Regions from separate parts of the Homo sapiens genome. Here region 1 is linked to region 2. The links are chromatin contacts, found by Hi-C or POLR2A ChIA-PET in ENCODE. All regions are on one chromosome and are shown on one strand. Each heading gives the region's core, a stretch centred on a gene start or an enhancer-like site at or near the end of the contact. The rest is flanking DNA. Distances are from core to core; before and after follow the strand shown. Region 1 overlaps ELFN1 (extracellular leucine rich repeat and fibronectin type III domain containing 1). Region 2 holds the start of ELFN1 (extracellular leucine rich repeat and fibronectin type III domain containing 1).

What was found. A loop is a pair of places that touch in the nucleus more often than their neighbours do. ChIA-PET counts read pairs that join two places held with the same protein, here RNA polymerase II (POLR2A). Pooled maps may share reads with other maps.
Region 1: a loop to region 2 is called in a map of cardiac septum, with 2.2 times the contacts of the local background. The contact joins the enhancer-like site here to the promoter of ELFN1 in region 2. A Hi-C loop is called at or near these places in 8 of 168 maps with a recorded cell type or tissue (HepG2, Right ventricle myocardium inferior, cardiac septum and 3 more) and 5 of 50 pooled maps. POLR2A ChIA-PET finds 5 or more read pairs at or near these places in 1 of 52 experiments (WTC11).

What each region holds. Positions count from the first base shown.
Region 1 is chr7:1,709,720-1,715,387 of GRCh38, reverse strand. All of the region lies in intron 3 of ELFN1 (extracellular leucine rich repeat and fibronectin type III domain containing 1), which reads right to left. Among named protein-coding and RNA genes, the nearest start is that of LNCRI, 18 kb to the right of the region's middle. RefSeq lists enhancers at 857-1,756, 1,757-2,657. Within about 2 kb of position 1,504, at least 3 of the 41 ENCODE cell types and tissues checked have a DNase peak (open chromatin) inside an H3K27ac peak, as active enhancers do; they include heart left ventricle, where a contact is called at or near this core.
Region 2 is chr7:1,668,621-1,674,548 of GRCh38, reverse strand. ELFN1 (extracellular leucine rich repeat and fibronectin type III domain containing 1) reads right to left here and starts at 4,272. Exons shown (of 4, transcript NM_001128636.4): 1 at 4,195-4,272. RefSeq lists enhancers at 2,720-3,426, 3,427-4,133, 4,134-4,840, 4,841-5,548.

The DNA of each region.
Region 1 (5,668 bases), core at 255-2,754, 44 kb before region 2:
CTATGAGGAGAAGCAGCCAGGTGTGGGGTGGAGGCGGAAGCAGGGAGAACCCAGGCTGGGGGATGCCCCACAGTGGGCCGTGGCTCATCTCACAAATGCCAGCATGCAGCCTTGTGAATACCACCAGGACAAGGTCTATTGCCTGGCAACTAGTAGGTGCCAAACAACTACTTGGCAAATGAATAAGACATATAGTAAGCACCAACCCAAAGGCAGCAGTGACTGCCGTGGGCAAGAGAACGGCTCTTCTCTGCCGTTGGCTGAGAAGCTTCCTTCTCAGGCTGTTGGCTGCTACCTTCCTAATGACAAGGAACAGACTTAGCTGGTGTATTCCCTTCTCCTTCACCTCTACCCCACTTCCCAGTTTCCTGCCTGGGATGCAGATACGATGGCCAGAGGTGTGGCAGCCATCCTGAGGCCATGAGGACAAACGTCCGCAGTGGCAGAGCAGGAAGCTACAAGGAACCTGGACCATTGACAACCCCCTTAGGCTGTGTACCAGCTCCACTGCTGCTGTCTTTGCGTAAGAAAAATGACCCCCACGTGGGGTTCAACCATGCAGTGTTTAGGTTTGTCTTGCGCAGCCAAATTCAGTCCCTAGCTGACACAGCATAAAATACTACTGAATCATTTTATGAGAAAGTTACTCTCACTTTAAAACTCTTGATTACAACAAGAAGAAAGTCTCAGATCAGGGTTGGTGAGTCTTGAACACCTCTGCACACTTACTGCTCTCCCTTTTTAATAAAGCAATAGTAGGCCTTGGGCTCTGAGCCTCCCCCGGGGCTACAGCATCCAACTAGAATTTAATAACATTGTTTTGTTTCCACTGAATTTATTTTTATGATTATGAATTCTATTTATGGCAAGAGAGGCTTGTTTTCCATTTGTAGTAGTGCTATAAATCTTCCCTTTTAAATAAATGTATTTAAGTTTTTAAAAACTGAATGGATTTAGAGGAAGGCGGTAGGCTTGAAGTCAGAGGTGGTGTGGGGGGTGGTGAACGGACAGCTCTGGTGGGGATGCTGCCCAGCCCTGCACTGCTGCTTTGAAGGACAGTCTGTCCCGGGCAGGGGGAGCGGGCAGGGCTGGGGTGGTTAAGCCTGGCCCCTCCGCATGCTGGGGGCTGAGCCTCTGTCGTGAGAGGGTTTGTTCCACCTGGAGACAGGCGATGGGTTTCCCTTGGGGCTGGGGAATCTCTAGAAGATGCAACCTCAGAGGCGTAGGCTGGTCAACTGGGCGATGAGCTGTGGGCTGTGACTTGAAGCTGACCTGGTCACTGAGCCACTAACTCAACGTCCCAGGTTCCTTCCAGCCCGCCCGTGTGAGGCATGACTTCAAATGCGGGGACTCGGGGAGCCGGCGTGACCTTTTGCTGATTAGCTCGTGCTGTTTGCTCAGCAGCCGCCAGCTGATCTCTGGACGGCGGCTCAACATGCCAGCCACAGCCGCCTGTCACCCTCTGGCAGATAAACAATTGCTCCTGGAGAGGTGGGGGAGGGGAGCCGGGCGTGCGGCAGTGCTGGGGGAGTGGCACGCAGGGTGCGGGGATTGGCGAGGTGGCCTTGGGCGAGTCGCTGGGATGCCAGCCCTGCACTTGAGCAGCACCTCTGCTGGCAAGGACATCGCCCCCCCCTCCCCAGAGAGGGAAACCGAGACCTACGGAGGGGAAGGGGCTTGCAGAGAGGGTCTGGGCTCACCTCCATGGGCTCCCAGGCCCTGCTGCCTTCAACAGGCCTCTGCCTCCTATCACAGCCACCGGCCTCTCTCCCTGGTGCTGAAGGAGTCCAGCCAAGGTCACCCAGGGTCACAGGATACCAGAGAGCCCCTTCTAAACTCTCAATCACTGCCTGGATAAAAGCAACTTCTAGGGACCAGGCCTTGAACACAGGAAGTGGAGGGGAGGGGCAGGGGCTTTAGAAGCTGGGAAACTTCAACTCGCTGAGTGACAAAAGGATGTCCCTAGAAGGGATCTCGGAAACAATGCGTCCCACCCCAAGTTCCTGAGGAAGACTCAGCGGAGCGGCTGCCTCCACCGTCAGACCGCACAGGAGCCAGGGCCCATCTGTCTTGCCACCTGCCTTCTGAGGTGGGCCGGGCTGGGAAGCGTCCCATCTACTCATTCAACAAACATTTATGCACTGTCTCCCACCTGCCGGGCTCTGAGGCTCACAGCACAGAGTCTGCAGCCTGGGGCTGAAGCGAGAGAGAAGACAGAGATTTCATGCCTGGCGAGGACTCCGGAGGCTATGGGGCTGGGGTGATCCCACCAGGCTGTGGTGAGCCTGGAGGAGCCTGAACTTGGGCTGGGATGGAAGGACAGATATCTGTGGGAGGAAGGAAAGAACTAACATGGATGCAGCATCGGTGTTCCGGAGACTGCTGAGTTCCCACTCCATGCTCAGGGCAGTACCCAGGGTGGTCGAATGAGTATCTACTTGATGCCAGGCGGTCTACACATCCCACTGAACGCTTCCCTCCTGAGGGGCCTTATTTTCCCCATTTTATAGATAAAATGTGGGCAGGGACTTGAAGCTGTCCTGATAAAAGATAAGAGATAAAAGAGGGACGCCAGAGGTAGAAGATGACTTGCCCAGCATTTCACATCCAAAACCCAGCAGGGCAGAGCTTGTCTGACTTTTAAAAAGGAAAGAAAGCCTGGGTGTGGTGGCTCACACCTGTAATCCCAGCACTTTGGGAGGCTGAGGTGGGCGGATCACTTGAGGTCAGGAGTTTGAGACCAGCCTGGCCAACATGGCGAAACCCCGTCTCTACTGAAAATACAAAAATTAGCCGGGCATGGCAGCAGGTGCCTGTAATCCCAGCCACTTGGGAGGCTGAGGAAGGAGAATCACTTGAAAATTGGAGGTGGAGGTTGCAGTGAGCCGAGATTGCACCATTGCACTCCAGCCTGGGTGACAGGGCGAGACTCCGTCTCAAAAAAAAAAGAAAAAAAAAAAGGAAAGAAGGCTGGGCACCGTGGCTCATGCCTGTAATCCCAGCACTTTGGGAGGCCGAGGCGGGCAGATCACGAGGTCAGGAGATCGAGACCACCCTGGCTAACGGGGTGAAACCCCGTCTCTACTAAAAATACAAAAACTAGCTGGGCGTGGTGGCGGGTGCCTGTAGTCCCAGCTACTCAGGCCACTGCACTCCAGCCTGGGCGACAGAGCGAGACTCCTTCTCAAAGAAAAGAAAAGAAAAGAAAAGAAACAGACAAACTTGGGGGACAGGGTGTTTCCGGCAAAGGGACCCCCACACGAAAAGACACAGAGAGGGAAGGCCCGTAGCTGCTGCCAGGCATCTCAAGCAAAGCCCAGCTCACGCCTCCCAACCACTGTCCCATCCCCAACGGCTGTGGCAAAGGCCTGGGGTCCGCACAGCCCAGTCTGCTGTCCTCGCCCTAACTGTCCACACTCTGCCGCAGCCCTGTGGGCCTCTGTGTTCTCTCTGCCGCAACGTGGGTCTCAGTCTGGAGGCCAGGGGGTTCCTGGGCTCCTGGCACGGTCCGAGCTGCCGCCCCCTCCCCCAGACTGCCCTGTCTTCCCAAGAGCTCCCAGCCCAGGGAAGCCTCATTGAGAGAGGGTCTGTGGGGACGCCCTCACATTTCAGGTGGGGACACTGTCATCCACAGAGGGGCAGGGGCAGGTCACTGTCACAGGGCTTTGCTCTGGTAGGGGATCAGCACAGACTGGATGAATACACGAAGAACTGAAAACTGGGATTTCCGTTTCCGAGTGCGCTTTCTCCCTTGTCTCATTCTCTCTCTCTCTCTCTCTCTCTCTCTCTCTCTCTCTCTCTCTCTCTCTCTCACTCTCTCGCTCTCTCTTCAAGGTTTTTCCTTCCCATGTCTCTCTGAGCCTCCGGCTGTCTCCTCCTCTTTCTGGAAGTCTCTATATTTTCTGGGTCTCTCTGTTCCTCTCTCATCTCCTCCTCTTCCCACACTCCCTGCCCTTCCCTCCCCTCCCCTCCTCTGGCCTCTGGATGTTTGGGGCATAGGCTGAGTAGGGGTCCCACAGGCGGGCCTCAGTGGCAGCTGCTACCACCCACCCCTGCACAGCAGACCCACCCTGGGTTCATTCCCTCATTTCCACTTTCTAGGCCAACCGACAGACCCACATGGAACACAGTCTGCACACAGGGAGGACATCACTCCACTCTGGAGACGCAGCCCCTCGGAGACTGGTCCACATATTCCCAGGGGAAGGGTATCTTTCCTGAAATACGAATGTGGTATTGAGGTCAGCAGGGCTTGGAGGGATCCCAGATGGGAAGGAGGGACTATCCCACTGGGGAGCTGGAAGACCTCAGATAGGGCCAGGTAGGGGCTGGCATTTGAGTCCCTGCTGATCCTGGCTCAGGCGGGGCAGCCCACTGTGCCGCAGGGAACTCCAGGCTGGGGGCCTGGAACACCTGGGACCTTGCCCTCACTTTGTGAAGATTTTGCTGGGTGGTCTCAGGAGTGAGTCCCTTCCCTTCTCTGGGCTTCAAGTTCCTTATCTATAAATGAGAAAGTTGGGTTCATGATCCCGAAGGTGCCTTCCAGCCCTAATATTCTAGGCAATATTCAAGGCAGCAGAGCAGGACAGAGCTAACAGCAGCAGTGGACCAGGGGCTGGGGCCTGGGCAGGGAGCAGCCTGCCCTGGGGACCCCATCACCTGCCAGCCTTTGTGGGAAGGAAAGAGAAAGACGTGGAGAAACGAACACTGGCCTGTGAGTTAGAGGAGACCTATGGCCCCGATCTGACTCTGAATCACCATGTGGCCCCCCGGGCCTCAGTTTCCCCACCTGTAACATGAGACAGCTGCAATGGATAAGACTTGAGGGCCTCCCAAATTGGAGATGCTACAAGCTGTTGGCAGGGCCAATGCTGTGCGTGGAACCCCTCCCTACCAAGTCCTGGTGAGGCTTTCAAATAATGCCTTAGTGGCAGGGGTGAGGGGGCAGGATAGAGCCTGGGAAATGAGGTCCTTTGGGATCCCTCCCCAGAGTTCAGTTCAACTTGTCTTCCTGAGATACCTCCCTCTAAAAGCTGTGGAGAGGTCTGGGGAACCATCTGACCACGAGCAGAAAAAGGCAAGCCTTGGGAGGTTCTAGACAGATTGTCTGTCCCCCCATGTAATGAAGGAGAGAACCCGAAAATTCCCAGATGCCTTCCTCTTGTGGTCCATTGGAATTGGCAGAACATAAGGAATACAACCACTTTAAATAAATTCAGTGTATAGAACTCTTCAATATGGAAGACAAGCTATTTATTGAGGAAACCCACAGTCTAAAATCCAGACTTTTCAGTGTACTGTGTTGCTTAACAATAGCGCCTCCTTCTGGTCAAGTTAGATATTACAACCGAGCTCTATTAGACAAAGAAACTACGGAACAGGACCTGCTAAATTTGAAAACTGCTGAGTTGGAGTCCCAGAACTGGGTGAAGTACAGTTTCCCAAATCCAAAGTACAGTTGCCCAGAGAGGACATATCTGCTATTTCTGAAAAATGCTGCAGAAAAAGAACTTGTCCAGCTACCTTCCCAATGCAGAATGAAACTCAGAAAAGACACAGCATAACTGGGTCACCAAAAGATCTGGCAAGCCATTGGGATGGAGACCTCCACCTGCCTATTCACCTAGGCATTCAATTCAACATTTGTATATATTTTTCCAGACAAGAA
Region 2 (5,928 bases), core at 3,023-5,522:
TGGATGCCTGCCTCTTCCTGTGGGGTTATCTAAACTCTGCCCACCCTATAGGGGCCAGCTAGACCCCTCCTCCTCAGCCCCAAAGAGGAGCTTGGGTCCGGCTCACAGGCGAGGGGAGCCTGGAAGCCGTGAGTCCTGAGGAACTAACTGCTGGGCAGAAGGGAGGCAACCGGGGCTGAGTAACCGAGATCCTGAGACTCCAGGGTCTCCCACCACAGAACAGCCCCAGGAGTCCTAGCCATGTGGGTGGGGAAGAGCTGTGTGGACCAGCCTCCATGGCTCAGTTTCCCCACTGGCTCCTGTGCACCCCCATGGCCCGGAGCAGGGAGCGGAGGAGTGGTCCTCTCTGCCTCAGTTTCCCCACCGGCTCCTGGGCACCCCTCATGGCCCAGAGCAGGGAGCAGAGGAGTGGTCCTCTCTGCCTGACTCAGTTTCCCCACTGGCTCCTGTGCACCCCTCACGGCCCGGAGCAGGGAGCAGAGCAGTGGTCCTCGCCGCCTGACTCAGTTTCCCCACCAGCTCCTGTGTACCCCCGTGGCCTGGAGCAGGGAGCGGAGTAGTCGTCCTCTCTGCCTCCCCTCTGAAGGTCCCTCAAGCCCTGCTGGACCCCCTCCTGCCTCAGCCTGGGTTCCAGCTCTTCTCCAAGACCAAGACCCCAGCTGCCCCAGGACAGCTCTACAGGTGTGGAGGCCTGGTCCAGCCACAGCTCCAGCTTACTTGCTGTGTGACCTCGGGCGATGCTGGACCCTTCTGGAAAATGGACCGGCTGGACCATCTTCAGGGGCTGGACCGGCTGATCTCCGAGGGAAAGGAGGCACATTTATTTGTGAGACCATTGTCTTTCCATCTGGGGATGCCAGCTCCAAGGCAGCCAGGCTCCTCTGGGCTTTGTCCCAGGCTCCAGGTAGGGCACACAGTTGGCCCTTGTCTGCCATCAGCGCTCCCAGGGTGGTCTCTCACCTCCCGCCCTCCCTCCCCAGGAGGCTGGAAGAGGTGGGACAGAACCAGGTCTCAATCCACCAGCCTTGGGAAAGGGACATCCGGGGCAGGGGGCGGGGAGGGGGGGCACGGTGCTGGGCTCGAGTGCCCATAGCTGCCACCCTGCTTCCTGTTTACTGTCGGTGCCACTGACTGGCTCAGGGTGCACAGGGGTGAAGGGAGGCAGCAGCCCCCAACGACCAAGGCCTCCCACCCTGCTGGAATCCCCTGACCTGAACCAACACAACAGGACACAGACGCCAGACATAGGACCCCTCCACCACCCTCTCCGGCCCCACCCCAATCCGGGCCTCAGTCTCCCCATCTGTACAGCTGGTGCTGGAATGGATGGCGCCATCGTCCACTGCAGTGGCTCCACCACCAGCCACCCCCACAAACACCCACCCAAGGCCACTTGACACCTGAGCTTGTGCTGGAAGAAACCAAATCCACAACAAAAACAAAAAGGAAAGAGCGGGGGGGGGCGCTGGAGAGATGACAAATGTATCCAATGTCCGCGGCGGTGCCACCATCCGCTCCAGGTTCACGCCTGGAAATTTATGGCCTCATCACCCAGCCCTGGAGATCTATCTATCTCTCGCCTGTCACTCACTTGCATTTTTAATCCTGCCCCCCGCCCCGCCACCGGCCCCCTCGTGTATTTATGCACCACCCACCCGGGCATCTCGAGGGCCTGCCTGTTTCTTTCTTGTGAAGATATATGAACACCCCAAGTCCATGCACCTCTGCTCATAAATTTCCTCCAATGCGATGGTGTCTGAGTCTGGCACGGAGAAACACAGTCCCCTACCAAAATGGGGAATTGGCTTGTCGGGGGGGAAGGGATCCTGGGGTGGGGGCTCTGACCTCAGGGGGACCTTAGAAGGAGGCTTTCCTGAGTGCTTAGAAAATTCTATCAAAATCTAGAGCTGATGCGTGTGTGTTGGAAACAGATAGAGAAAGTCACCAACATGGGACCCAGGCAGCCACTCCGATTTTACCCCATTGATCTCAGGCACTGTGGTCATATTTTAGTCCCATTAATTTTTCTCTCCTGGAGAGCAGGTGAAGCCTACAAGTATACATTTAGGGTGAAAATATTCAAATGCCGGGGTCCGAGACAGGCAACTACTCCAGGCTCTGGCCCTGGGCGCTTGCTGGGACCCCGGACACCTGTTTCTTGGTGGGGACCGTGGTAGGGAGGTGGAGGAGCAGCAGCCTCTCCCTGGCCCAGGTGTGGGGAGCCTGCCTCCAAAGACACTTTGAAAAATCAGTGCTTTCCAGTGGCAGTCCTGGGGCATGGTGGGGAAGGGACGCCGCCCTCCCTCCCCTCCTCTGGTCCTGGGTGCAGGTGCCCACCACATCCCTGCACCCTTACCCCAGACTTACCAGGCCTCAGGAGTGTGGCTCTGGTTCAGGTGCCCACTGGCTTTTCTGGGAGTCGGGAGCTGCCTGCCGAGCCTGCTGTATCATCCTGAATTATACGCACACAGCAGTCCTGCTGCGGCCGAGGAGGAGGGGGCTGCACAGCTGGCTGTAGGACAGGGGGAGGGGCATGGCCCCCAATCTCTGACTTGGAGACCCCCAGGTCTTCTGCCCACTAGGGGTGGGGATCAGAACTCCCTGACCACCGTATGCCCAGGAAAATGAGGGACCCAAGTGCTGGGGTCCTGGCTGGGCTCCAAACCCCCTCAAATCCAGGTGAGGGGGTGACCCCCTCCCACACACGGCCCCCTGGAGTTTGTCCCCCTGCTTTGGTGGAGTGGGGCGCAAACCTGGGCTGGGACCTGTAAGCCAGTCTTCTCAATGCTTGTTCAATTAAAAGGTGGCAGGGGCAGGGACCCAGGGGGCAGGAGGCCAGGGGGCCAGCCAGGCAGAGAAGAGGAGCATGTTGATGCTTTTCAAGCAACCTATGCCCAACCCAATGGGGTTTCCCCCAAGGCTGGGTGCAAGCTGGACCTCTTTGGAGGCTGGGGGCCTCTCTAGGGGGCAGCCCCTGAGAGAGGCAATATGGGGAGATTTGCCATTTACATCTGCTCCTGGCTCCCGGTCCCTCCACAGCTTCTGTCCCCAGGCTCTCCGCACAGCCCTTAGCCCAATCGAGGGAATGAGCGGCAGAGGCAGCCAGCCCAAGCCAGGGTCCAAAGAGGCCCCACTCCGGGTGTGCAGGAAGGGAAAGTGCTGGCACGGAGGCTTTTTGAGGACGTGCACACCTGGCTCGGCCGGCCTCGACCCTTTCTGCTAAGCCTTCGTTTTTTTCAGAAGGCATGATCATCCTAGCCCCATTTCACAGGTGTGGAAACTGAGGCTCTGAGATTCACCTGCCCCAAGGTCACACAGCTGAGACCTGGAAAAGCCGGATTTTCATCTCAGAGGGTGTCGTTTTTATGGGGGGGGGGGCGGTGTGCGGTACGGCAGGCAGTGCCCCCCGCCCCACCCTCAGCATCAAGCAGGTGACCTGCAGGTTTCAAAGGATGGAAATGGGGGCGCTTGTCTTTAGAGGCAGGTTGGGGCACGGAGGCTTGGCAGCCTCCTCCCAGCCCCCAGAGGGACGAGGACGAGGATGGACTCCAGGTGGGGCGAGGGGTGGAAAGCACCCAGTAAGTTCAGTTCGGAGCGAAGCCCCCCACCCCACCCCCCCGCCAGTGGTTGGACTCAGGGGCTGGGACCGAGGAATGTGACCCCTCCCCGTGCGTGACTGGACGGTCCCCGCGCGGAGCGAGGAGGCTCGCAGCGTCGGGGGGAGGGCGGCCCAGCAGGGAGGGCGATGCGAGCCTGGGGAGGGGTCAGCGACTCGGCCAGGAGGTGAGGACAGCCCCCTAATTTCCGGGAAGGGAAGGGCAGGGGGCCGCGTCTGGGGGGCGCCGGGCAGGGTGCGGACGGCGAAGGGGGACGGAAGGGAGAGAGGCGCTGGGGAAGGGACCTCTCGGAGGCACGGGGCAGCGTGCGGGCTGCGGCAGCGACCCCGACCCGGGCCCCCGGGCTTTGTCGGGCTGAGCCTGCGCCCGCTCCGCCGCCGCCAAGTTCCTCCAACTTTGCCCGCTGCGCTCGGATCGCGCGCCAGGCCTGGGGGCGCAGCAGGGGCTGGGGGCGCACGCTGCGCACTCGGGGACGCCCGGGGTTCGAGGTGGCGGGGGGCTTGGCCGCGCCGCTCCCCGGGGGTGGTCCGGGTCCCAAGTCCCCCAGGTTCAGCGCCCGGCCGCGCTCGCCGCTTACCTGCCCGCCCGGCCTCGGTTCCGGGGCTGCGCCCGCAGCCGCCGCCGTCCTTCAAGCTCTAACTTCGCTCCCGGGATTGAAATTCCTCCCCAGCTTCGCCCATCGATCTGCGCGCGCGGCCCCGCCCCTCGCCGCGCGGCCGGGGGGGAATTCAAGCTCGCCCTGCCCCCTCCCGCCCCCCTTCCCTCCCTCCCTCCCTCCTTCTCTCCCTCCCTCGCTCCCTCGCCCGCCTGCGCGCTCCCTTCCACCCCCTCTTCCTCCGCCGCGAGTCCGGCTCGGAGCCTCTGGCCCTCCCCTTCTCTCCCTGGCCTCCCGAGCCCCCTGCTCTCCTCGGCTCCCCGCGGCAACCCGCTCCTTCCCTCTCCCGGCGACGCGCAGGGGCTGGGGAAGGAGGGGAGGTCCTAGAAAGCGCAGGGGGCGTCCTCGCGGTCCGTCCCCGGCCCTCCCCGCCCACATCTAAAAGGTGGAGGGGGTGGGTGGGTGGGTGGGGGGAGTGGGGGCGACAGCTGTTGGCTGAACAAGCTACCCGCGACTCCCACCACCTCAAGCAAAGCCAAGGCGTTCTCAGGTCCTCCCGTCGGTCCGCCCCTTATCCGGGAGGGCAGGGACCTAGGGGCGGAGAACGCAGGGCGCAGGCCGGGCCTCCTCTGCCCAGCCCTGGCCCCGCTTCCTTCCTTCATTCACCCCAACCTCTGTGAGGACTTCAGGGGGTTCTGGAGCACTCTTCGGCTCAGTTTCACCCTGACAACCTGCCTGTGCGGAAGCCCCCGTCCGCATGTTACAGGAAGGGAAACTGAGTCAAGAGAGGCCCAGAATCTGGCCCTACACAGCGCGTCGAAGGCAGAGCCCCAGGGGCAGCCTGGACCCCCGGCAGGAGCCTCGGGACTCCACGCTCGGGCCGGGCAGGCCCCGGCGGTGCCTGGACAAGCCCGCGTTCGCAGAACGGCCGGCGCCTGGGGACCCTCTCCAGTCCCCGCGCAGCCCGCGCGTCCCCGCCGGCGCCCCCTCCCCGCTTCCTGTCCCCCGCCCGCCTCTGGTTCCCGGCCTCAGTACCCCCGGCACGCTCTCCGCTCGCCGCCAGCAGCTGGGCAATTCAACGAGCATACAAAAGAGTTGACTCAATTCAAAGGCAGCAAATCAAGATAAATCCTATAGTGTGTGGGGACCGGAGAGGGAATGTGAATGAACGCCCACGACGCCGTTCAGTCCTGTATGGACCGGCCTAGCCCGGCTGCAGGGCCTGACACGCCCGGGTCCTAGGGTTCTCCAGGAGCCAGAATCGGAGAGTGGGCTCTGAGCTGCCTTGGCTCCCAGGCCCCCAGCACTGGCCCGAATTTAGTAATTTAGAGCTTGTGGCCTCCTTCGGCTGGCTGGGTGGGGCTCCCGTGATAGGGGTGCAGAGCCTTGAAGGGGAGTGCTAGGACGAAAGCCAGTGCGCCCCCACGATTTCATGCAAATACTGGGGGGCAGGGGCCCTGGAAACCCAGCACAGCCCCAGGGGCCGGCAGGAAGGGCACCGGTGGTTTGGAACACCTAAGCTGTGGCCTTTCTCCCTCTGCCCCGACCTGGACCACGGTCAGAGCCAGGCCGCAGGCCAAGAGCAGGTCCTTGTTTACCCACCAGATAGATACTGCAAGCCTGGGATGTGCCAGGCCTGGGCCTGTGGAACGAGGCCGGCGGTGAGCGGGGCACCCTCTCCTCCCTGCCTGTCTGTGAGGTCTCCCCAGCTGCAGC